Regions from separate parts of the Homo sapiens genome. Here region 2 is linked to region 1. The links are chromatin loops, found by intact Hi-C in ENCODE. Cell type or tissue: CD4-positive, alpha-beta T cell. All regions are shown on one strand. Each heading gives the region's core, and the rest is flanking DNA. Links, peaks and the distances in the headings are about the cores only. Region 1 holds the start of C19orf67 (chromosome 19 open reading frame 67). Region 2 holds the start of NDUFB7 (NADH:ubiquinone oxidoreductase subunit B7).

Region 1 (11,770 bases), core at 2,371-10,370:
CAAGAACGGGCCACTGCACTCCAGCCTGGGTGACACAGTGAGACTCTGCCTCAAAAAAATAAAAAAGGCAACTGAAACCTGGCTTTTAAGAGAGAAATCTGCATTTTTATGATTGTGACTATTTAGGAAAAACTTTTTTTTTTTTTTGAGACAGTTTTGCTCTGTCACCCAGGCTGGAGTGCAGTGGTGCGATCTCAGCTCACTACAACCTTTGCCTCCTGGGCTCAAGCAATTCTCCTGCCTAAGCCTCCCGAGTAGCTGGAATTACAGGTGCACATCACCACACCGGCTAATTTATTGTATTTTTAGTAGAGATGGGTTTTCACCATGTTGTCCAGGCTGGTCTTGAACTCCTGGCCTCAAGTGATCTGCCGGCCTCAGCCTCCCAGTTTTTTCTAGGCGCCCTGCCTAGAAAAAACTTTTAAAGTTGTGCGGGAGGAGAGGAAGGAAGGAAGTTGGCAAGCAACAACTGTTTGCAATAGGGCCTGTGGCTGTCAATTTGCAAGCTCTGGTTAATTTCTCTCCCCTGGATGGGGGTTCAAGAGGGTGGGTGAACACCCTAAATTGTCTCTAAAACTGTATCTGCACAGTTAACATTCTGGGACTATTTTTACAGTGTCTTAGAAGTGCACTGAGGGCCTGGCGCGGTGGCTCACGCCTGTAATCCCAGCACTTTGGGAGGCCAAAGCAGGTGGATCACGAGGTCAGGAGATCAAGACCATCCTGGCTAATATGGTGAAACCCCATCTCTACTAAAAATACAAAAAAAAAAAAAAAAATTAGCCGGGCGTGGTGGTGGGTGCCTGTAGTCCCAGCTACTCAGGAGGCTGAGGCAGGAGAATGGCGTGAACCCGGGAGGTGGAGGTTGCAATGACCCGAGATTGCACCACTGCACTCTAGCCTGGGTGACAGAACAAGACTCCATATTAAAAAAAAAAAAAAGAAGTGCACTGAGGACCAGACATGGTGACTCATGCCTGTAATTCTAGCACTTTGGGAGGCCAAGGCAGGAGGATTGCTTGATCCCAGGAGTTCAAGACCAGCTTGGGCAACATAGCGAGACACTGCCCCACCCCATCTCTACAAAAAATTAACCGGGTGTGGTGGCATGTGCCTGTGGTCCCAGCTACTCTGGAAGCTTAGCAGGAGATCGCCTGAGCCTGGGAGGTTGAGGCTACAGTGAGCTATGATTGAACCACTGCACTCCAGCCTGGGTGAGAGTGAGATCTGTAACCTAAGAAAAAAAAAAAATTCACTAAGACCAGAAAAGGGGAGACCCAGGAAGTTTAAATTTAAAAATGTTTTCAATTTTGGAGACAAGTCTTGTTCTGTCACGCAGGCTGCAGTGCAGTGGCATGATCACAGCTTACTGTAACCTTGATCTCCTGGGCTCAAGTGATCCTCCTGCCTCAGCCTCCTGAGTAGCTGGGACTACAGGTGTGAACCACCACACCCAACCCAGGAACATTTTAGAATCGCTGTTTCAACTCTTGGCTCTTGAGATCGTGTCACTGCACTCCAGCCTGGGTGACAGAGCGAAACTCTGTCTTAAACAAAAACAAATTCTTGGCTCTGTCCAACTCTGTCTCTTGTATAGGGGCATCAAATGTCTAGTGAAATCCATATGCATAAAATACAGAGAGGTCATGCTGATACAAGGCTGCACCCAAGAGCAGCTCAGCCCATGAAGGGCTCATCAGCTGACCCCATCCTCAGCCCAGTGACCCCATCCTCAGCATACTTCACTGTGACTGTGGGAGCTATGTAGAGAAAGGCGGAGAGAGCCTGGGAAGGTGGAAAATGGAAACACCTAGAGGCTGGTCTTAATTTCCAGCAGGGGAGCCAAGAACTAAGTATGTCATGAGTGGACAGGGGCCGGGCATGGTGGCTCATGCCTGTAATCCCAGCACTTTGGGAGGCCAAGGTGGGTGGATCACCTGAGGTCAGGAGTTTGAGACCAGCCTGGCCAACATGGTGAAAACCCATCTCCACTAAAAATACAAAAATTAGGCCTGGTGCAGTGGCTCATGCCTGTAATCCCAGCACTTTGGGAGGCTAAGGCGAGTGGATCACCTGAGGTCAGGAGTTCGAGATCAGCCTGGCCAACATGGAGAAACCCCATCTCTACTAAAAATCAAGAAATTAGCCAGGCATGGTGGCGCATGCCTGTAGTCCAAGCTACTCAAGAGACTGAGGCAGGAGAATCACTTGAACCCAGGAGGCAGAGGTTGCAGTGAGCCCTGAGATTGCACCACTGTACTCCAGCCTGGGTGACAGAGCGAGACTCCATCTCCAAAAAAAAAAGAGTGGACAGGACTACTTAAGTATAGATGAGGGATTCTCTAACTTTTCTGAATATTAAACTCAACTGAGGCCCCCATATGTCAAGTAAATCAGAATGGGGGAAGGGCTTGACATCAGTATTTTTTGAAGCTCCCAGGTGATTACAATATACAGCTGAGTCTGAGAACCATGAAGTAAATATAAACCAGCAGTTCTCAATGTAGTGGCACCAGGACCAGCAGTATCCGCAATGCTTGGGGAATTGCTAGACATGCGCCTTCCAGGGGCCAGGTGTGGTGGCTCATGCCTATAATCACAGCACTTTGGGAGGCTGAGGTGGGATAATTGCTTGAGTCTGGGAGTTCAAGACCAGTGTGGGCAATATAGCAAGACAAAGTCTCTACCAAAAAAAAAAAAGAGAGAGAGAAAAAAAAGCACTTTCTTGGGTCTCATCCCAGACTTAATGATCAAACTCTCCATGTGATTCTGATGCACACTAGGAAGTTTGAGAATCAAGGGTGTAGAAAGCTGCTCAGCAACAGGACCCAGGAAACAAAGCTTGTTTCCTTCCCCTTCCAGTACTGTACTGTCACCACCCACCCGAAACCCTGTCTTAAGAGACAGTGGATTTGACTTAAAGGAGACCGTCTAGAGCTGCTTGTGGCTAGTCTGAATTGAGATATGTTGTAAATGTGAAATGCTAGATTTCTTTTCCTTTTTTTTTTTTTTTTTTTTTTTGAGATGGAGTCTTGCTCTTGTTGCCCAGGCTGGAGTGCAATGGCACGATCTCGGCTCACTGCAACCTCCATCTCCTGGGCTCAAGCGGTTCTCCTGCCTCAGCCTCCAGAGTAGCTGAGATTACCAGCACCTGCCACCATGCCCGGCTAATTTTTGTAGTTTTAGTAGAGATGGGGTTTCGCCATGTTGGCCAGGCTGGTCTCAAACTCCTGACCTCATGATCTGCCTGCCTCGGCCTCCCAAAGTGCTGGGATTACAGGTGTGAGCCACTGCATCTGGCTTTTTTTTTTTTTTTTCAGATGGAGTCTCGCTCTGTTGCGCAGGCTGGAGTGTAGTGGTGCGATCTCGGCTCACTGCAACCTCCATCTCCCAGATTTAAGCGAGTCTCCTGGCTCAGCCTCTTGAATAGCTGGGATCACAGGCGCCCACCACCACACCCACCTTTTTTTTTTTTGTTTTTTTTTTTTGCATTTTTAGTAGAGACAGGATTTTGCCATGTTGGCCAGGCTGGTCTCGAACTCGTGACCTCAAGTGACCCACCTGTCTCGGCCTCCCAAAGTGCTGGGATTATGGGCATGAGCCACCATGTCCGGCCAAGATTTCTAAGACAGTACAAAAAAGGAAAATACCTCAATAATTTTTTTACATGGATTATACATTGAAATAATATTTTGGGTATAACAGGTTAAATAAAATATCACGAAAATGAATCTAACCTCTTAATTTTTTATTTTTTATTTTTTTTTGAGACGGAGTCTCGCTGTGTCACCCAGGCTGGAATGCAGTGGTGCGATCTCGGCTCACTGCAAGATCCACCTCCCGGGTTCACGCCATTCTCCTGCCTCAGCCTCCCGAATGGCTGGGACTACAGGCGCCTGCCACCACGCCCGGCTAATTTTTTGTATTTTTAGTAGAGACGGGGTTTCACCGTGTTAGCCAGGATGGTCTCAATCTCCTGACCTCGTGATCCGCCTGCCTCAGCTTCCCAAAGTGCTGGGATTATAGGCATGAGCCACGGCGCCTGGCCCTAACCTCTTAATTTTTTTATGTGGTTACTAGAAAATTTGAAACTACATACGTGATTTGCGTTTGCAGCTCACTTGATATTTCCATTGGACCCCACGAGTCTAAAGAATCTTAAAGGCCGGGCAGGGTGGCTCATGCCTGTAATCCCAGCACTTTGGGAGGCCGAAGCGGGAGGATAGCTTAAGCCAGGAGTTCGAGACCAGCCTGGTCAACATAGGAAGAACCCCCCCCTTCTCTACAATAATAATAATAATATAATAATAATAATAAAATAGGGGCATCGTCGCTGCCTGTACTCCCAGCTGCTTAGGAGGCCGAAGTGGGAGGATCACTTGAACCCAGGAGTTAGAGTTTGCAGAAGTTGGAGGTTCCAGGATTGCGCCATTGCACTCCAGCCTGGGTGACAGAGCAAGACCCTTCCCTCCCCCCGAAAAACATCTTAGAGCCACAGGAAAACTCACAGGGACTCCCTCAAAGCGGTATCAGGGAGCATCAGGATTTCCTTGATGTCATTCAGACCACAGCTGTGGACTAAAAAACATCCTTGATGCAGTCAGAAATTGTCACCAGAAATACCCATGGAAGAGCAATAGTGGCCGGGCGCGGTGGCTCACGCCTGTAATCCCAGCACTTTGGGAGGCAGAGGCGAGCGGATCACCTGAGGTCAGGAGTTGGAGACCAGCCTGGCCAACATGGCGAAACCCCGTCTCTACTAGAAATACAAAAACTAGCTGGGCCTGGTGGCATCAGCCTGTAATCCCAGCTACTCGTGGGGCTGAGGCAAGAAAATCACTTGAGCCTGGGAAGCGGAGGTTGCAGTGAGCCGAGATCATGCCATTGTACTCCAGCCTGGGCGACAAGAGCGAAACTAGTGTTGGCATTCAATATTGATTCATTTCACCTCTAACGTCCTTTTTTATCATCTGGAAATGGAGGCTAATACTATGTGCCAGGGACTGGAAGGTAGGTGCTTTGCTCAAAATCATAAATAAGGGCAGGGCTCTGGGTGTCTCCTCTATGAAAATGCTGCCGGGGGCGGGGGGAGGGGAGGGGAGGGGAGGAGAACCAAAAGGGTCCCTCTTGGATTAAAGGGGTATAACCCGCAGCTGAGTGACACCTGGCTCAGGAGGACACCCTTCCTCCTTGCAACGGGCCACAAGTACCGGGTTGCGATCACAAGTACCCGGTTCAGGTCCAAGGTCCGCCACTTGCTCGCAGGAGCTTTGAGCAGGTGAGTTCATTTCTCTCAGCCAGGGTCTCCTCTCCAGTCCGAGATTAGAGAGAGGCTGAGAGATCCTAAGCTTGGATACCGTAGGGCTCTCCCACCTTGTCCGCACCCCGGATACCCCAAGAAAGACGACGACCTGTCCGGCCCCCAAGTCCCAAAAGCTGGAAGAGAAAAAAAAAGTCTAACTCGGGCCCTTAGGAAACTGATCGAGGGCACTTTCCTGGGGCGCGTCGGGAAAAGTAGTCTTCTACGCTAAAATAAATAACTTCCGGGTCAAAATATGGGAGTGGGCGTAGCCTTAAGTCTCTTCCTCCAGTGGACGTTGAATTTCCCCGGTACCCTAAACTTGCAGTTTTCTGGGTTCCGGTGTTGACGGGCACCACTTCCCTTTTTGCTTCATGTGCGCCTATGCGCATGCGCCAAACTCTCGTCCGCCTATTGGCGAATTCCAGGCTTCTTTCAAAAGACTACATTTCCCAGAAGGCCACGCGAGTGGGTGGGGCAATCCCCCGGGGGAGGGGCGCGGCATTCGCAGCGGACGCTGAGCCTGTGACCTCTTTCTTTCTTTTATTTAACACAAAACTGACGTGTCCGCATTCAGGGCCCCACGGCCAAGCCGGACTCGGTGCAGACAGGTCAGCTCGGCCTGGCCCTTTGGAAGGCGAGGCCGGGCTGCACTGCGAGAACGAGTGAGCCCCTCCCCTGCCCCCTATTCTGGAGTTTGGAACTGTCAAGTTCCAGCTCCTACCCTCTTCCCCAGGTTCAAGACCCCTGCGCTGCCCACCCCGCAGGCCCGGCTGCGCTCGGAGGCCGGGCCTGGCCTGCCTGGCCCGTGAGGATCTGCACCAGCAGGTCGGTGGCCAGCGTGGGCGTGGGCTCCTCGAAGCCGATGGTCAGCAGCTGCTGGTAGTCCCCAAGCGGCTGCGGGCACAAAATCCTGGGGTGGGGGGGCCAGGGATAGACAGGCCTGGACTTGAGTGCCCCCTGCCCCTCGGGAGTCCCTCCCTTTGAGTGAGAGGCTCAGGTGAAAGAGGCTTTGTTTCAGCTGCGGGTGGGAAAAACCCCCGGGGGAAACTTGTTTCCTTGTTGATCAGAGACTTAGTAATGGCTCCTAGAGGCTGAATAACTGGTCCTGACCTGTCCATTCGCTCTGCTAGCTGTGTGTCCTTGGGCAGGTAACAACTTCTCTGAGCACCCTGTTTTCTTTGTTAAATGGGGCCAATAGCATAGATCTCCATGGGTTGTTACTGGGGTCTGCATGAAGTGCTTTTCAGGGCACAATAAAATGCTATCACTACTAAGGGAAGCAAAGTGTTTGGGAAGGTGGATTGTCTTTGGTGGGGTTCTGCCTCCCCCTCCAGCTCCCAGGCCCACGTTGCTATTGCCCTAGCTCCTACCATGAATAAAGGTCATCCTCGGCTGGTCCTAGGGGCACCCATCGGCCGATGGACCACAGCTTCTGGATCTGTGGGCACGAATTGGCTGGACTCTGGCCTGTGTCTTCCCAAGTATCTCGATAGCACAGAAAGTAGCTAGGAGGGGAGGGAGCTGTAATTAGAAGTGATCAGCTTCCTAGCTACTTCTGTTGAGGGCTTTAATTTTGGAGTTGAGGTGGGAACTCATCAGAAGTTGCCCTGAAGTTCTCAGGTAGGAATGTGACTCCAAGGCCTTTTCTCCCTGCCAGCCTACTTTTAAGATGAGAACTTTTATTTTGGTGGGAGGGTGGGTTTTAAGAAAATAGAGGTAGCCTTTCAAAAGCCTTTAGTTTCCTGGTTCACTTTTTTTTTTTTTTAAGAGACAGATTATTGCTTCCACTCAGGGTGGAGTGCAGTGGCACAATCACAGCTCACCGTAGCCTTGATTCCTGGGCTCAAGTGCTCCTCCTGCCTAAGCCTCCCAAGTAGCTGGGACTACAGGTGCCAGCCATCACGCCTGGCGAATTTCTTTGTTGTTGAGACAGGGTCTTGCCATCTTGCCCAGGCTGATCTCAAACTCTTGAGCTCAAGTGATCCTCCTGCCTCGGCCTCCCAAAGTGTTGGGATTACAGGCGTGAGCCACTGCCTCGGGCCCTGGCTCACTTTTCACTTTGCTGGTGACGGTTTGGAGGGTCATATTGGCATTCATCATAGAAAGGGGAGGACTTTGATTTGGGTAAGAGGACTTACTAATCCACAAGGGAATCTTGTCCCCGACCAGGGGCCTCTGGGGTGGCTTCCAGGTGCCAGCGCATCTTCTTATAGAGGTAGCGGGGGAAGCGGCTGGCAGTGTAGGCGGTTGGGGCACAGTATCTGAAGATGGAGACCTCATGGGACAGGCTGATGGAGAACCTCCCGCAAAAGAAACAGGAGATGCTGGCGAGACATGAGAGAATGGAGGGGTGAGGCTGGGCCTTGGACTCCTTCATCCCCCCATCTGAGTCTCCTACCATTTTACCTAAGGGGGTTCATCTCCTCCAGGTCCACGAACCCAAAGGAAGCGTACATGAGGACCAGCTGTTCCAGGCGCAGGGTCAGCTGTTGGGAGATCTCTAACAGCTGCATACAAGAGGGGGGTACAGTGAGATCAGCTGGCCTGCGAGGAGTGGGCCTCCCCCTCCACCATCCCCACAGGCTCAGAGCTGCGAGAAGAAAGGGGCGTGGGGTCTAAGAAACCTCCACACACCCCCTTTCGGACCAGCTCCTGCAGGGGTCCATAGATGGGGGGTATGCTTCTCGCGGCTGCCTCCAGGTACAGGAAGTAGGGCTCACACATCTGTAAGAAGGTGGGCATGGCCTTGGCCAGCTGCTCCTTCTGTACTTGGTCTCTGCTGAAGGAAGAAGGGGGCCTTTGCCTGGAATCCCTCACAACCCCTCCCCACCCCGCAGTTTTCCCCATTCTACTCAATCCCAACCTGTATCCCTGGCTTTGACCCATTAGAAAAGCCCCCAGTTTCAGGTCTTTTCTGAACATCTTTCTGGTTTACCTGCATCAAACCCATTTGGAACACTTGTTAAAGTGCTGACACCTGAGTCTCACAACACTTAGGACCCAGAGCTTCCTGCAGGGTCTGGGCGCAGTGGCTCACGCCTGCAATCCTAGAGTTTTGGGAGGCTGAGGCTGGAGGATTGCTTGAGGCCAGGAGTTCCAGACAAGCCTAGGCAACATAGCAAGAACCCATCTCTACACAAAAATAATTAGCTGGGCATGGTGGCACCTGTAGTCCCAGTTACCCAGGAGGTGGAGGTGGGAAGATTGCTTGAGACCAGGAGTTCGAGGGTGCAGTGAGCTATGACTGCCCCACTGCACTCCAGCTTGGGTGACAGAGCGAGACCCTGTCTCATTAAAAAAAAAAAAACAGCCTCATGAGAATCCCTCGAACCTGGGAGGCGGAGGTTGCAGTGAGCTGAGTTCGCCCCACTGCACTCCAGCCTAGGTGACAGAGCAAGACTCCATTTCAAAAAAACACATAACAACAAAACAAAACAAAAAAACCCAGCCTCGGGTAGGCGCGGTGGCTCACGTCTGTAATTCCAGCACTTTGGGAGGCCAAGGCGGGTGGATCATGAGGTCAGGAGCTCAAGACCAGTCTGGCCAAGATGGTGAAACTCTGTCTCTACTAAGAAAAGAAAAAAATTAGCCGGGCAACACATGTTGGTGGGCGCCTGTAATCCCAGCTACTCGGGAGGCTGAGGCAGAGAATTGCTTCAATCCGGGAGGCGGAGGTTGCAGTGAGCTGAGATTGCACCACTGCACTCCAGCCTGGGCGACAGAGTGAGACTCCATCTCAAAAACAAACACGCAAACAAAACCCAACCCAGCCTCCTAGGAAATTCCAATGGACACTGAAATTGAGAGTCACAGGGAAACCTGGTCTGGGAATCACATTATCCTTTGGAGTCTCAAACTGATGTCCTGCAGGCCAAGTTTGGCTCAGGTGGGTCTTGTTTAGCCAGCACAGGGCTCAAAATGTAAGACAGCACTTAAAAACTGGGAGAAAAAGTCCTAGAGACTTGACAACCCCAGGCCCACACTGCCACGACAGTAATAGCAGCCATCCCCTACCCGCAATTCTACAGTCTTCCTCATTCTCTTAAACTGGATTCTAATATGCTAGCTTCTTCCACTGTCTCCCTCTGGCTCCTAGCGCTTGTAATTTTGCGACCCTGGTGTGTGTCACCCATCCTGTCGCCTCCCCTCCAAGTCTCCTTACCCATGGGGACCTGGGACCCTGTCCAGCATCACCTGTAGAGCAAGTAGCTCTGGAAATCATCTGCCTTCTTCAGTAGGTAGCGCAGCTGTTGGGTGATGGGGCTGAACAAAGTGTCCAGGGATAGGCGGGGAGGTGCTGGCCCAGGCCGGGGGACCAGAGGTTTGGGGGAAGACGTGGAGGCCCGGGCCTCAGCCAGCCGCCCCTCGGCATCTTCAGGATCCGGCTCAGATGGGTTCCCAGGCCTGCCAGGGGGCGTCGACCTGGAGGGGTCTCCGCAGGGCGGCGTCCCAGGTTCCAAGGCGTCTGGAGGCGGTGTTTCTCCAGGGTCCAGGGGGAGCGACCCCTCGAACCACTGCTCTGTAGCCATGGTAGGGCCGGGGGGCGGGAACCTGAGCTCTTTAAGCTTCCGCTGCTGCTCAGGTTGGCCGCGGGTTCGACCCCGCCCCGGGAGCCTCCGACTGGCCCCTGCCTTGACCTCTCCACCGGAGCCGCGCCGCCGCGCCGGGGGCCGTTCGCCTCTTTTGAATTTCAACACGCGGGAGGGGCGCGCCTCTCCAGTCCGCGCGCCTGCGGCCCCCTACCCCTGCACACGCGCCGCACGCGCTCCAGGAACCTGGCGGTGGGGAGGGACCCGCCTAGGGAGGTGGCCTCTGGCCGTGTCCTGGGGGTGTGGCTAGGGCCGGGACCTTTATCTCTCGAGGTGGATTCCTAGAGTGGAGGGGTCTCTAAACGTGTCTCCAACCCCTCAACCCGGCACAGGTATATGGAATGAGGCCGCCCAGGCCCCAGCCCCTCACTCCCAGAACGCTTTTTGTTGTTAAAACATTTTTTTAATTTAAAATTTTTAGAGATGGGGGCCCATGTTGCCCAGGTTGGTCTCAAACTCCTGGACTCAAGCGATCCTCCCGTGTCGGTCTCCTAAAGTGCCCAGCCTCTTTTTTTCTTTAAAAACAAAAAACAACTCTAATGAGTTGAGAAACTGCCTTAGAACTTAGTAGGGACTACTTAGAACTTAGTAGGGACTTTGGATGTAGTAACTCTGGCGACTACTACTAACAATAATTTTTAAAAATCTTCAGGCTGGACTTGGTGGCTCATGTCTGTAATCCTGACACTTTAGGAGGCTGAAGCGGGAGGACTGCTTGAGGCCAGGAGTTCAAGACCAGCCTAAGCCACATAGCAAGACCCTGTCTATACAAAAACCAAAATATTAGTTGGGTGTTGTCTGAGGCATGAGAATCACTTGTACCCAAAAGTTCGAGGCTGTCACCACAGTTATGATTGCACCAGTACACTCTAGCCTGAGTGACAGAGCAAGACTCTGTCTTGAAACAAAATCTTCACTTGGAAATCTTCTATCTCATGGTCTCATCTGATGGCCCAGAAGGAATTTTCTGTTGTTTTAATGAAGAGGACCATGAGGTCTGGAGACACTACTATGGTCCAAGAACAGATCCCTGCCCCAATATTTGTAGTGGATTCTTTGCAGTAGACAAAGGCTGACAGGTTTATAGTTTTTAATGTACATTATGTCAAATACGCTAATTATATTTAAAGACTCTGAGTGAAGAACTCAGACAGGTGTCAGATGCCACCCTGTGTGACCCGGGGCAGACAGCATCTCTGTGCCGGGCCAGCTGCCTCTTCTGTAAGGTGGGATTTTATGAGTTTTTTGTCTTATGGGGACTTGGGAGGACAGTTGAGGAAATGCTTATAAACCCAAGGACTTAACTGCTAGCCATTCAACAATATTTGAGGCCAGGCATGGTGGCTCACGCTTGTAATCCCAGGCAGAATTGCTTGGCTGGGAGTTCGAGGCCAACCTGGCCAACAAAGTGCATACCCTCATCTCCACACACACACAAAGATTTTTTTTTGAGACAGAGTCTCACTTTGTCACCCAGGCTGGAGTGCAGTGGCACGATCTTGGCTCACTGCACCCTCCGCCTCCCAGGTGTAAGCAATCCTCTGCCTCAGCCTCCTGAATAGCTAGGATTACAGGCACCCACCACCACGCCCAGCTAATTTTTTTTTATATTTTTAGTAGAGACAGGGTTTCATCATCTTGGCCAGGCTGATCTTGAACTCCTGACCTCATGATCCACCCACCTCGGCCTCCCAAAGTGCTGGGATTACAGGCATGAGCCACTGTGCCCGGACAAAAATTTTTAAAAGTTAGCCCGGCATGGCAGAGTGCACCTGTAGTCCCAGCTACTCAGGAGGCTGAGGTGGGAGGATCACTTCAGCCCAGGAGTTTGAGGCTACAATGAGCTATGATAGCACCACTGCACTCCAGCCTGGGTGAA
Region 2 (11,770 bases), core at 249-8,248, 490 kb after region 1:
CCAGGCAGCACTCCCAGCCTTTCTTGTCTGCAACCCACCCAAGGCCCAGCTCTGCACTGGCCGGCGGCGTGGCCTCTCTCTCAGCCTCAGAACTGACCATCCGGTCATGGAAGTTACCCGAGCATCCACTGAGCTAACAGTACCTGTAAGGTACTTAGGCGTGGGCTCAGAAGACAGCTGGACTAGTATCTGGGTCCCGGTGCCCCACTCACCTAGCAAACCTGACTCCGGACAAATCAACCTTCAGGAGGGGGCCGATGGGAGCATGAGGAATCCTGGACACTCACCCCGGAGCCTGTGCCTGGCGATCCTGCACTCGTTCCCCACCGCCTCCCTCAGACCCAGCCTCCCTAGCCCTCCTGACGTCCACCACATCTTTCTCGGTCCCAGCTCCTTCCCATCTGCGCAAGTGAGACGAGATATATTCACATCTCAATGGCAGTCGTCCCCTGCTGGCTTCTCTCCCCTTTGCTTCCCAGCTGCGATTCTCTCATCCCACTGAGGCCCAGGTCCTCCTCTCCTGCCCCTTGTCCCATTCCCTGGCTTCTGCCCTACCCCCTCACTGCCCAGACACGGGCTCTCACAGGGCCACCCAACAGCCCAGGACCCCAGCCTCCCGCTTCCTTCTTTCCTGTGGCTCCTCCCACATCCCTCCTCCCCAGGTTTCCTCCCATCTCTATGGCTGCCTTACCTTACGCTTTGTTCTGGGAGCCTTTTTCTTTTCTTTTGAGATGGAGTCTCACTCTGTCACCCAGGCTGGAGGGCAGTGGCAAGATCTCAGCTCACTGCAACCCCTGTCTCCCAGGTTCAAGCAATTCTCCTGCCTCAGCTTCCTGAGTAGCTGGAACTACAGGCGCCTGCCACCATGCCCGACTAATTTTTGTATTTTTAGTAGAGATGGGGTTTCGCCATGTTAGTCAGGCTGGTCTTGAACTCCTGACCTCAGGTGATCCACCCACCTTGGCCTCCCAAAGTGCTGGGATTACAGGTGTGAGCCACTGTGCCCGGCCTGAGAGCCTTTTTCTCTGCTGCCGCCCCGTATGTAGATGAGCCCGATGTGGTCCCTCCACCCCACACCTCGCTTGAGCCCCAGGCCTGGGTATCACCTGCAGCCCCTGGCTGTTCCCTATCTGCACTTGGAGCTCCAGGTGGCAATCCTAGACTCCTCCCTCTTTTGTCTTGAACTTATAATCAGCTAGCAGCAAGGACTTTAGACTGCCTACTGTGTGCTTAGTGGTGGGGATACAGCAGGCAACACAACACACAAGTGTCCCTGCCCTCAGAGGGAGACACAGAACAGACAGAAGACAGAGCACCACAGCGTGTCTGGCAGTGCTTAAGTATTAGGGAGACCAGCCTGGGGAGCACAGAAAGATCCCATGTCCAGAAAAAAATAAAATTATCTTTGCACGGTAGTGCACACGGAGTATCCAGAGCTACTCGGGAGGATCGCTTGAACCCAGGAGTTTGAGGCTGCAGTGGGTGATAACCACCCCACTGCACTCCAGCCTAAGCAACAGAGCGAGAGCCCATCTCTACAAACAAATAAATAAATATGGGCCAGGCGCGGTGGCTCACGCCTGTAAACCCAGCACTTTGGGAGGCCGAGGCAGGTGGATCACTTGAGGTCAGAAGTTCGAGATCAGCCTGGCCAACATGGTAAAACCCTGTCTCTACTAAAAATACAAAAATGAGTCAGGTGTGGTGGCACGCACCTGTAATCCCAGCTACTCGGGAGGCTGAGGCGGGAGAATCGCTTGAACCGGGAAGGCAGATGTTGCAGTGAGCAAAGTGACTGGCTGAAAGGGGGTGGAAAGGAGGAAAGAGAGGGCAGGGGACAGTGATCTAGGAGGGAGGGAGAGAGTGAAGGATCCGGGAGGTAAGAGAAAGGCCAGGCACCATAAAGAGTCCACTGGAGTACCAATCGGGAGACCGGTCAGCAGGGACTGCAGGAATGCGCCACCACACCCAGCTAATTAAAAAATAAAAATAAAAAATTGTAGAGACAGGGCCTTGCTATGTTGCCCAGGCTGTTCTTGAACTTCTGGCCTTGAGCAATCCTCCTGCCTTTGCCTCCCAAACCGTTGGGATTACAGGCATGAGCCATTTTGCCTGGCTTAGAGCTGTTTTTTTCTTATCTCCCCGCCCCCCATTATGTTCAGTTGCACGGGGATAGGCACCAAGGAAGGGAAAGAGGTGAGTTTATCCAGAGTAAGCAAGAGAGAAGGGCAGCAGGTTGCTAGCGTTTGCAAAGCTGATCTTGGGGAAAGCAAGGTATGTGAGGCAGTGGGAGGAAGGTGGACGGACCAATGAACTGCAGGTTCAGCTGGGGCGGAAGGACTACCCGGAGTGTGGACACTGGAGTGATTATACCATCTCCCAACTTTCTCTCAAATCCAGGCTGCTTAGAGGTCTCTGTCTCAAGCTTGTCGCCCACTCAGTAGACAGTGTGACCTTTTGACCAACCAAAACTGATTGTGTCCCTCCTCTGCTTAGAAGCTTGGCTCTGCCACCTCTCTTTGGTCAACCCCTACTCATGCCCCTTCACATCTTTGTTTTGTTTTGTTTTGTTTTTTCAGACAGTCTCGCTCTGTCACCCAGGCTGGAGTGTGGTGGCCTGACCTTGGTTCACTGCAACCTCTGCCTCCTGGGTTCCAGCCAATTCTCCTGCCTCAGCCTCCCAGACAGCTGGGATTACAGGCATGCGCCACCACACCTGGCTAATTTTTGTATTTTTAGTAGAGTAGAGACGGGGTTTCACCATGTTGGCCAGGCTGGTCTCAAACTCCTGACCTCAGGTGATCCACCGGCCTTGGCCTCCCAAAGTGCTGGGATTACAGGCATAAGCCACCGTGCCCGGCTTAATTTTTGTATTTTGTTTTTGAGATGGAGTCTTGCTCTGTCGCCCAGGCTGGAGTGCAGTGGTGTGATCTCGGCTCACTATAACCTCTGCCTCCTGGGTTCAAGCGATTCTCCTGCCTCAGCCTCCTGAGTAGCTGGGACTACAGGTGTGCACCACCACGCCCCTGGCTAATTTTTGTATTTTTAGTAGAGACAGGGTTTCACCACATTGGCCAGGATGGTCTCAATCCCCTGACCTCGTGATCTGCCCGCCTCGGCCTCCCAAAGTGCTGGGATTATGGGTGTGAGACACCATGCCCGGCCTCAATTTTTATATTTTTAGTAGAGATGGTGTTTCACCATGTTGGCCAGGCTGGTCTCAAACTCCTGACCCCAGGTGATCTGCCCGCCTTAGCCTCCCAAAGTGCTGGGATTACAGGCATGAGCCACCACGACCGGCCACCCTTCACGTCTTTGTTTCCAGCCACTGCCTCTTGGAAGCCTGCTTTGACACCCCCAGCTCTGCCTGATTCCACAATCTTTCCCACTGTGCTGAGTTCTCTGGAGACAGTGCCTGCATCCCTCCAGTTCCCTGCTGTATCCGCGGTGCCTAATGTGGGACGTGGCCCAGAGCTGGTGCTCGGTATGCCTGTGATATTACTACATTAAAAGCAAAAACAAACACACGAACCAAAAAACCATCCTGGGCGTAGTGGCTCACATCTTCAATCCCAGCACTTTGGGAGGCTGGGCAGAAGGATCGTTTGAGCCCAGGAGTTTGAGACCAGCCTGGGCAACACAGCAAGACCCCCAACTCTACAAAAAATAAAAAATCAGTCTGGCATCCTGGGGCGCTCCTGTAGTCCCAGCTACTCGGGAGGCTGAGGCGGGAGGATCATTTGAGCCCAGGAGGTCGAGGATGCAATGAGCTGTGATTGTGCCACTACACTCAGCCTGGGCAACAGAGCAAGATCCCGTCTCAAAGCAAAACAAAGCACTTTGCAGGACAGTATTTGCAGCTCGAATCTTCCTTATTTCCTTGTGCATACCCCACAATTGCAGTGACATCAGGAAGGGGGTACAATGAACGTGTCCCTGCCCTCCCATGACTCCCCACGTCCCCCAAGACTTGGCCCGAGGCCGGGCGTGGTGACTGACTTCTGCGATCCCAGCACTTGGGGAGGCCGAGGCGGGCGGATCACTTGAGGTCAGGAGTTCAAGAGCAGCCTGGCCAACAAGGAGAAACCCCGTCTCTACTAACAATACAAAAAAGTAGCTGGGCATGGTGGTACACATCTGTAATCACAGCTACTCGCGAGGCTGAGGCAGGAGAATCGCTTGAACCCGGGAGGTGGAGGCTGCCAGTGAATCGAGACCAAGCCACTGCACTCCAGCCTGAAAGAAAAAGCGAGACTCCGTCTCAAAAGAAAAAAAAAAAAGACTCGACCCAGCTCTGCGCGTCGCATTCCTGCCCGAACCCCCACTTGTCGCCTCACTTTTGCTCCCTGGCTTTTGCTCAAGCCGTGCCCTTGGGCTGGAACGCCTCCACACTGAGGTGGGGTCATGCACGTCCTGTGGACTCCTAGTCTAGACCCAAACCCAGATACAACACCTGAGGTTAGAGCCCAGCCCTGGGGTGCCAGCCCTGGGGTGCCAGGTGTTCAGGCACCCGCGCCCCACGCCCTCTGGCTGCGCCTGCGCACTGGGCCTCACCGCGCTCCTTGCGTTCGGGGAAGCCGTAGTCTGGCGGGAAGGTTGGCATCTGCAGGGGGTCGGGCTCCACCGAGGCATCGCCCAGGTAGCGCCGGACCAGGTGGGCCCCCATGGCTGCAGTCGCTGCAGATCCCTGCAGCAGCCGAGGGTCACCTAGCTCCTACCCGGAACCACTGACCCCTCAGTCAGACACAGCTTCCGGGTCATTTAGGCAGCTGCGGAGATCATAGAGATGAAGGACTCCAGAGGATCGCTCCGGTCCGCCTGGCGTCACCTCGCGGACAGGCGGAGGCGGGACAGGTGCTGTGTCTCTTCGCAGGATATGGTTGGACCCGAGAGGGGACTTCCCTGAGCCTGGAAATCCATCTGGGCGGGGCAGAAGGGGACGGTGTGGGACTGAGGCCTCCCTCGACCCTATCTGGGGCTCTTCTGGTAGCCCGAGGCTAAAGCACATATTAAAATTATTTTTCATATCATTTTCCAAAAAGTTTTTTCTTTGAAAACATTCAAATTTCTCTTAAAAAAGGCACGATATCTATTATATCGTTAATGTATGTAATTTTGCATAAAGTCACTTTAAGAATTTTTTGTTTTTGGAGACACAGTACCTGTCGCCCAGACTGGAGTGTATTGGCGCGATCTCGGCTCACTGCAGCCTCCACCTCCTGGGCTCAAATTCTCTTGCCTCAGCCTCCTGAGTAGCTGGGATTACAGGCGCCCGCCACCACCCCCAGCTAATTTTTGTATTTTTAGTAGAGACGGGGTTTCGCCAGTTGGCCAGGCTGGTCTCGAACCCCTGACCTCAAGTGATTCCCCCGCCTCAGCCTCCCAAATTGCTGGGATTACGGGCATGAGCCACAGTGCCTGTCCAAGAAAGATTTTGATAAATTTAATTTAAATAAAAGTTATTCATAAATACAGTTATTATTATATTATTATTTTTTGAGATAGGGTCTCATTCTGTCGCCCAGGCTGGAGCACAGTGGCACAATCATAGCTCACTGCAACCTTGAACTCTTGGGCTCCAGGGATCCTCCCGCCTCAGCCTCTCAAAGTGTTGGGATTATGGGCGTAAGCCACTGTGCCTGGTCAAAAACAATTATTTAAAGCTGAAATTTCAAATAAATTATATATATATATGCAATCTTTATACAATTTTAAAATATATTAATATCTAATATTAATATCTAATATATATTTTTCCCCAGTCTGACAAAGCATGTATTAGGCATCTACTGTATGGTATGCTGGGTCCAGTGGTCAGACAGAAAGGCAGACGTGGTTCCTGTCTTTCAAGCTTACAGTCTAATGGAACAGAAAAACAGTCTAATGGAAAAAAAAAAATATGGGCCAGGGCAGTGGCTCACACCTGTAATCTCAGAGCTTTGGGAAGCTGAGATGGGAGGATCGCCTGAACTCAGGAGTTTGAGACCAGCCTGGGCAATATAGGGAGACTCTATCTCTACAAAAAAAAAAAAAAAAAAAAAAGCTGGGTGTGGTGGTGCACGCTTGTAGTCCCAGCTACTCGGGAGGCTGAGGCAGGAGGATAACTTGAGCCCAGGAGTTCCAGGCTGCAGTGAGCCGTGATCCCATCACTGCACTCCAGCCTAGGCAACAGAGTGAGACCCTGTCTATAAAAATTCCCAGGTGATGTGATGTTGCTGGTCTAGTGACCAGCTTTGGGAGAATTACTCAACTAGATCTTTATGTGTTGACATGGGGAAGTGGCTGCTGATATATTAAGTGAAAAAAGCAAGCTATTGAGAATAGACAACTGGCAATAGAGACTTTTCTTTTTCTTTCTTTTTTTTTTTTTTTTTTGAGACAGAGTTTCACTCTTGTTGCCCAGGCTGGAGTGCAGTGGTGTGATCTCGGCTCACCGCAACCTCCGCCTTCTGGTTTCAAGCGATTCTCCTGCCTTAGCCTCCTAAGTAGCTGGGATTACAGGTGGGTGCCATCACGGCCAGCTAATTTTTTTTTTTTTTTTTTTGAGACGGAGTCTTGCTCCGTTGCCCAGGCTGGAGTGCAGTGGCGCAATCTCGGCTCACTGCAAGCTCCGCCTCCCGGGTTCACGCCATTCTCCTGCCTCAGCCTGCCGAGTAGCTGGGACTACAAGCGCCCGCCACCACGCCCGGCTACTTTTTTTGTATTTTTAGTAGAGACGGGGTTTCACCGTGTTAGCCAGGATAGTCTTGATCTCCTGACCTTGTGATCCGCCCGCCTTGGCCTCCCAAATAATTTTTTTGTATTTTTAGTAGAGACGGAGTTTCATCATGTTGGCTAGGCTGGTCTTGAACTCCTGACCTCAGGTGATCCACCCGCTTCGGCCTCCCAAAGTGCAGGGATTACAGGCTTGAACCACTGCGTCCAGCTGAGACCTTCTTTCCAGGGCTACCTGTGTGACCTGTCCCTATCTCCAGGCCACCACATTAATCTGTGATTCTTGTGCCCTTCTAGACTCAAGGGGGCAGCATTCACATTGTGATCTCTATGAATGGTGCTTCTGGAGTTGTGCCGTGCACAGCCTGCACAGCTGCATCCAGTAACCCTGACGTGTTCTGGGCGTGTCTCCTTAATCTTCCTTTCTCTGTGCTTCAGCTGCTCACCCAGAGGTCAGAGCTCAAAGGGAGTCCAGAGAGGCAAATTACAGTACTAGCTCACTTTCCCTGTGTGACCCCCAGAAGTGACTTCATTTCTCGCAGACTGAGTTTACTCATCTGTAAGATGAGGTTTGTAATACCTATCTCATAATGTTCCCAGCCAGCGAGGGCTCCCCTCCTCCTGATGGATTCCACCCCTTTCCTGGCTTTATTTTTTTATTTTTTCAAGACAGGGTCTTGCTCTATTACCCAGGCTGGAGTGCAGTGTCATGATCTCGGCTCACTGCAGCCTCTGCCTCCTGGGCTCAGGCGACCCTCCTGCCTCAGCCTCCCGAGTAGCTGGGATTCCACGTGCGTGCCACTACGCCCAGCTAATATTTGTATTTTTGTAGAGATGAGGTTTTGCCATGTTGCCCAGGCTGATCTCAACCTCTTGGGCTCAAGCAAACCACCTGCCTTGGCCTCCCAAAGTGCTGGGATTACAGGCGTGAGCCATCATGCTGGACCTTTATTTTCCTCCTTCGCACTTAGCACCATTTAAACTGCGATCCATTTGCCTTATTTATTTTGTTTATTATTGGTCTCTTCTCTCAACTCAGCTCTGTGAAGCAGGGAATTTTGTCTGTCTTGTTCACTGCCATATTACTGCACCTAGAACAGAACTGGCGTGCAGTAGATGCTTAGAAAATATTTGTTGAATAGACTGGGTGCGGTGGCTAACGACTGTAATTACACGGCTTTGGGAGGCGGAGGCAGAAGGATCACTTGAGAACAGGACTTTGAGACCAGCCTGGGCAATATAGGGAGACCCCTGTCTCTACAAAAAAATAAAAAAATTAGCCGGGCTGGTGGCATGCACCTGTAGTCCCAGCTACTTGGGAGGCTGAAGTGGGAGGATCGCTTGAGCCCAGGAGGTTGAGGCTGCAGTGAGCAATGATCATGCCACTGCACTCCAGCCTGGTCAACAGAGCAAGACCCTGTCTCTGAAAATAAATACAGAACAATACAATAAAATAAATAATTTGTTGAATAAACACAGGAATAAATAAATAGAGAAGGTGGAAGAATCAGATGGTTGCATCAAAAGTGCTTAGTGCCTGGCATCCAGTAGGTGCTCAATACATGCTCACTATTGTTTCTTTCATCCAGGTCACAGTCTGGCGCTAGAAAGCCAAACAAAGGAGGCTACTGTGACCAGTCATTTCACCAGAGGCTGAAGGGATTCAAGCCAGGGATGACTGGGGTTGGGCGTGGAGGCATGTGGCCCATTCCATTCTAAACTTCCAGGACTCAAATGGTTCAGCCTGGCCTAGCCTTACCGAGCACTGGGGACCTGGGGGGAATGATACTGAAAGGGCCATTGTCTGGGGTGATAACTGAGATTCGTTGTCTTACAGCGGAGGAAATCAAGGACGTGGACACACAAGGAGTGAGGTTAAGAGAGGAAGTTTATATTTATTTATTTATTTTTTTGAGATGGAGTCTTGCTCTGTCACCCAGGCCGGAGTGCAGTGGCACAATCTCGGTTCACTGCAACCTTCACCTCCTGGGTTCAAGTAATTCCTGTCTCAGCCTCCCAGGTAGCTGGGATTACAGGTGTGAGTCACCCTCCTGGCCTATTTACTTATTTTTTGAGATGGAGTCTTGCTCTGTTGCCCAGGCTGGAGTGTAATGGCAGGATCTCAGATCACTGCAACCTCTGCCTCCTGGGTTCAAGTGATTCTCGTGCCTCAGCCTCTGAGTAGCTGAGATTACAGGTGTGTGCCACCACACCTGGCTAATTTTTTGTATTTTTAGTAGAGATGAGGTTTCACCACGCTGGCCAGGACCTCCTGACCTCAAATGACCCACCCGCCTCGGCCTTCCAAAGTGCTGGGATTACAGGCGTGAGCTACTGCGCCTGGCCAAGAGTGAAAGTTTAACAGGTGAAAGAATACCTGTCTCTGCTGCAGAGAGAGGGGTCCTGAACAGGTTGCTGGTTTTGAGGTGAAATGCAGGGCGTTTTATAGATGCTTGGTGAGCAGGCAGTGTCTGATTTACATAGGGCTTGAAAGATTGGTTGGGCCAGGTGTGCTATTTGCATAGGGCGCAAAAACTGTTTAGGACTAGGTGTGCCATTTGCATAGGGCGCGAATTTCTGGAAGTCCCCCCACCTTAATCTTTCATTATGTAGGTAGGTTCTCTGCCTGGCCTGCACCATCATGCCCGTTTATTTTTTATCTATTTATTTATTTTTTACTGTACACGTGATAATAAAAGGGAAGATGGAGACTCCATGTTGAACATGCCTGGCCCTCAGGTAGCCCTTTTCTATTGGCACAGCTGCTGGCATTTTCTCATGCAAGCTTCCAGCTTGCTTATCTATGTTTGCAGCTCAATTTCTCAGGATGCTCGTTGTTAAAAATAAATAATTTCTTGGGCTGTTTTTTTTGTGTGTTTGTTTGTTTTCTTTGAGCTGGAGTTTTGCTCTTGTTGCCCAGGCTGGAGTGCAATGGCGCAATCTTGGCTTGCTGCAGCCTCCGCCTCCCGGGTTCAAGTGATTTTCCTGCCTCAGCCTCCTGAGTACCTGGGATTATAGGCACCCGCTACCATGCCTGGCTAATTTTTTGTATTTTTGTGTGTGTATATATATATATATATATATATATATATATATATATATATATGTATTTTTTTTTTTTAGTAGAGACGGGGTTTCGCTATGTTGGTCAAGCTGGTCTCGAACTTCTGACCTCAGGTGATCCGCCTGCCTCCGCCTCCCAAAGTGTTGGGATTACAGGCGTGAGCCACTGAGCCCAGCCTGGGCTGCTTTTTGTTAAAAGGGAAGCTCTGACAAGGACTCTCTTACCCTCACTAGCTGCCTAAATAATGTCTTTCTATCTCCTGTATCAATATTTGGGTGAGGGTGATTTTAGGCAGCATGTGGGGGCCTCCATCACCCATCATCTGTATCCTTCCTGTTTTTTTCTTTATCAACCACCCACCAAGGAGACCTTCCTGTGTCCCTTGCCCACCGCTCCCAGGGGACCTGTTTTTTTTTTTTTTTTCTTTGAGACGGAGTCTTGCTCTGTCACCCAGGCTGGAGTGCAGTGGTGAGATCTCGGCTCACTGCAATCTCGGCCTCCAGGGTTCAAGCAATTCTCCTGCCTCAGCCCCCTGAGTAGCTGGGATTACAGGCGCCCGCCACCACTCCTGGCTAATTTTTGTATTTTTAGTAGAGATGGGATTTCACCATGTTGGCCAGGCTGATCTCGAACTCCTGACCTCAGGTGATCTTCCCGCCTCGGCCTCCCAAAGTGGTGGGATTACAGGCATGAGCCACCGCACCTGGCCAGGACCCGGTTTATTGGCCACAGTTCCCCGCCTCTCCCCTTTCTTCCTTCCCTTGCTCTCCTGTCCTGCCCCATCTGGTCTGCTCCAGAAGGGGCTGCATTCGCACTCTGTGAGCAGAGCAGCCTCAGAGGGCCCACGTGGGACCTGAGGTGGGGAAGGAAATTCTGAGTGGTGTCTGCACCTTGCCACAGTCTGCTGGTTGGGAGACCAGATGCTCTGGGGGATTCAGTTTCAGGGAAGGAGGAAAAACAAGGTCAGTGAGGCCTCAGCAGAAGACTCCCAGGGCAAGCCCCGCTTCTGCTTATGGGGCAGACAGAACACTTGTCTTTAATCCAGGCAGGAGTGCTACTGACACCCAGCGTTTGATGCTGTGTGCATTGAGAGTGGCTGGCTGGTATTGGAGGGATGAGAGAGCCTGGAGGGGCGGGGCTTTAGGGGTGGCCTTAGACAGGGCTTGGCAGGCAGGAGGTCACTCACTCATTCAACAAACATTCATTGAGCACCTACCGTGTGGCAGGCAGTGAACAAGACAGACACAAATCCCTGCCCTCATGGAGTTGAGCTGCTAATAGGTGGAAGACAGGCAGAGAACAAGATTAGGAAGTGAGGTATGTGCAATGTGAGATATGATAAGACTGTGACAATGGTTAAGGGGAAAAATGGCAGACAGAGTGGATGAGAAGGGATGGTCTGGAATTTTATTTTTATTTTATTTTTTTGAGACAGGGTCTCACTTTGTTGCCCACGCCAGAGTGCAGTGGCACAATCACAGCTCATTGCAGCCTTGAATTCCTGGGCTCAAGGGATCCTCCTACCTCAGCCTCCTGAGTAGCTAGGACTATAGGTGTGTACCAACATGCCTGGTTAATTTTTTCATTAATATCACAGTGCGTAAACCCTGTGATATGATAAATATCAGAGGGATATTTCATTAATTTTGTAGAGGCAGGGTCTCCCTACCTTACCCAGGCTGGTTGTTCATCATATTGGTCAGGCTGTTCTTGAACTCCCGACCTCAGGTAATCCACCTGCCTCAGCCTCCCAAAGTGCTGGGATTCCAGGCGTGTGTCACCATGCCCAGCCTGATCCTCCTCTTTATTGCAATCCCCCATGTACATGTGATTCCTTTCTCCTTCTTTCTTTTTCTTCTTTTTCTGTTTCTACTTTATTTTTATTTTTATTTTTTTGAGATGGAGTTTCTTTCTGTCACCCAGGCTGGAGTGCAGTGGTGCGATCTTGGCTCACTGCAACCTTTGCCTTGCAGGTTCAAGCGATTGTCCTGC

What was found. Peaks named below come from ENCODE experiments on the same cell type or tissue, not always from the same donor. Only the 100,000 strongest peaks of a DNase experiment are listed, where the experiment ranks them.
Region 2: a loop joins it to region 1, with 6 times the contacts of the local background. A loop is called at or near these places in 2 of 110 quality-filtered maps.

The regions. Positions count from the first base shown.
Region 1 is chr19:14,075,797-14,087,566 of GRCh38, forward strand. It overlaps C19orf67 (chromosome 19 open reading frame 67), which reads right to left and starts at 9,987. Exons shown (of 6, transcript NM_001277378.2): 1 at 9,497-9,987; 2 at 7,937-8,081; 3 at 7,709-7,809; 4 at 7,441-7,626; 5 at 6,673-6,807; 6 at 5,828-6,212. The coding sequence starts at 9,831. The coding sequence ends at 6,038. RefSeq lists enhancers at 5,665-5,954, 6,215-6,274. In CD4-positive, alpha-beta T cell, for the core only: no CTCF peak of the experiment used is centred there; DNase peaks (open chromatin) are centred at 2,775, 4,425, 5,675, 6,315 and 1 weaker place; H3K4me3 peaks cover 1,780 bases; H3K27ac peaks cover 1,030 bases.
Region 2 is chr19:14,567,335-14,579,104 of GRCh38, forward strand. It overlaps NDUFB7 (NADH:ubiquinone oxidoreductase subunit B7), which reads right to left and starts at 4,732. Exons shown (of 3, transcript NM_004146.6): 1 at 4,555-4,732. The coding sequence starts at 4,666. RefSeq lists an enhancer at 4,664-4,953. In CD4-positive, alpha-beta T cell, for the core only: CTCF peaks have their summits at 4,871 (motif pointing left), 5,076 and 7,018 (motif pointing right); DNase peaks (open chromatin) are centred at 4,827 and 7,057; H3K4me3 peaks cover 1,271 bases; H3K27ac peaks cover 881 bases.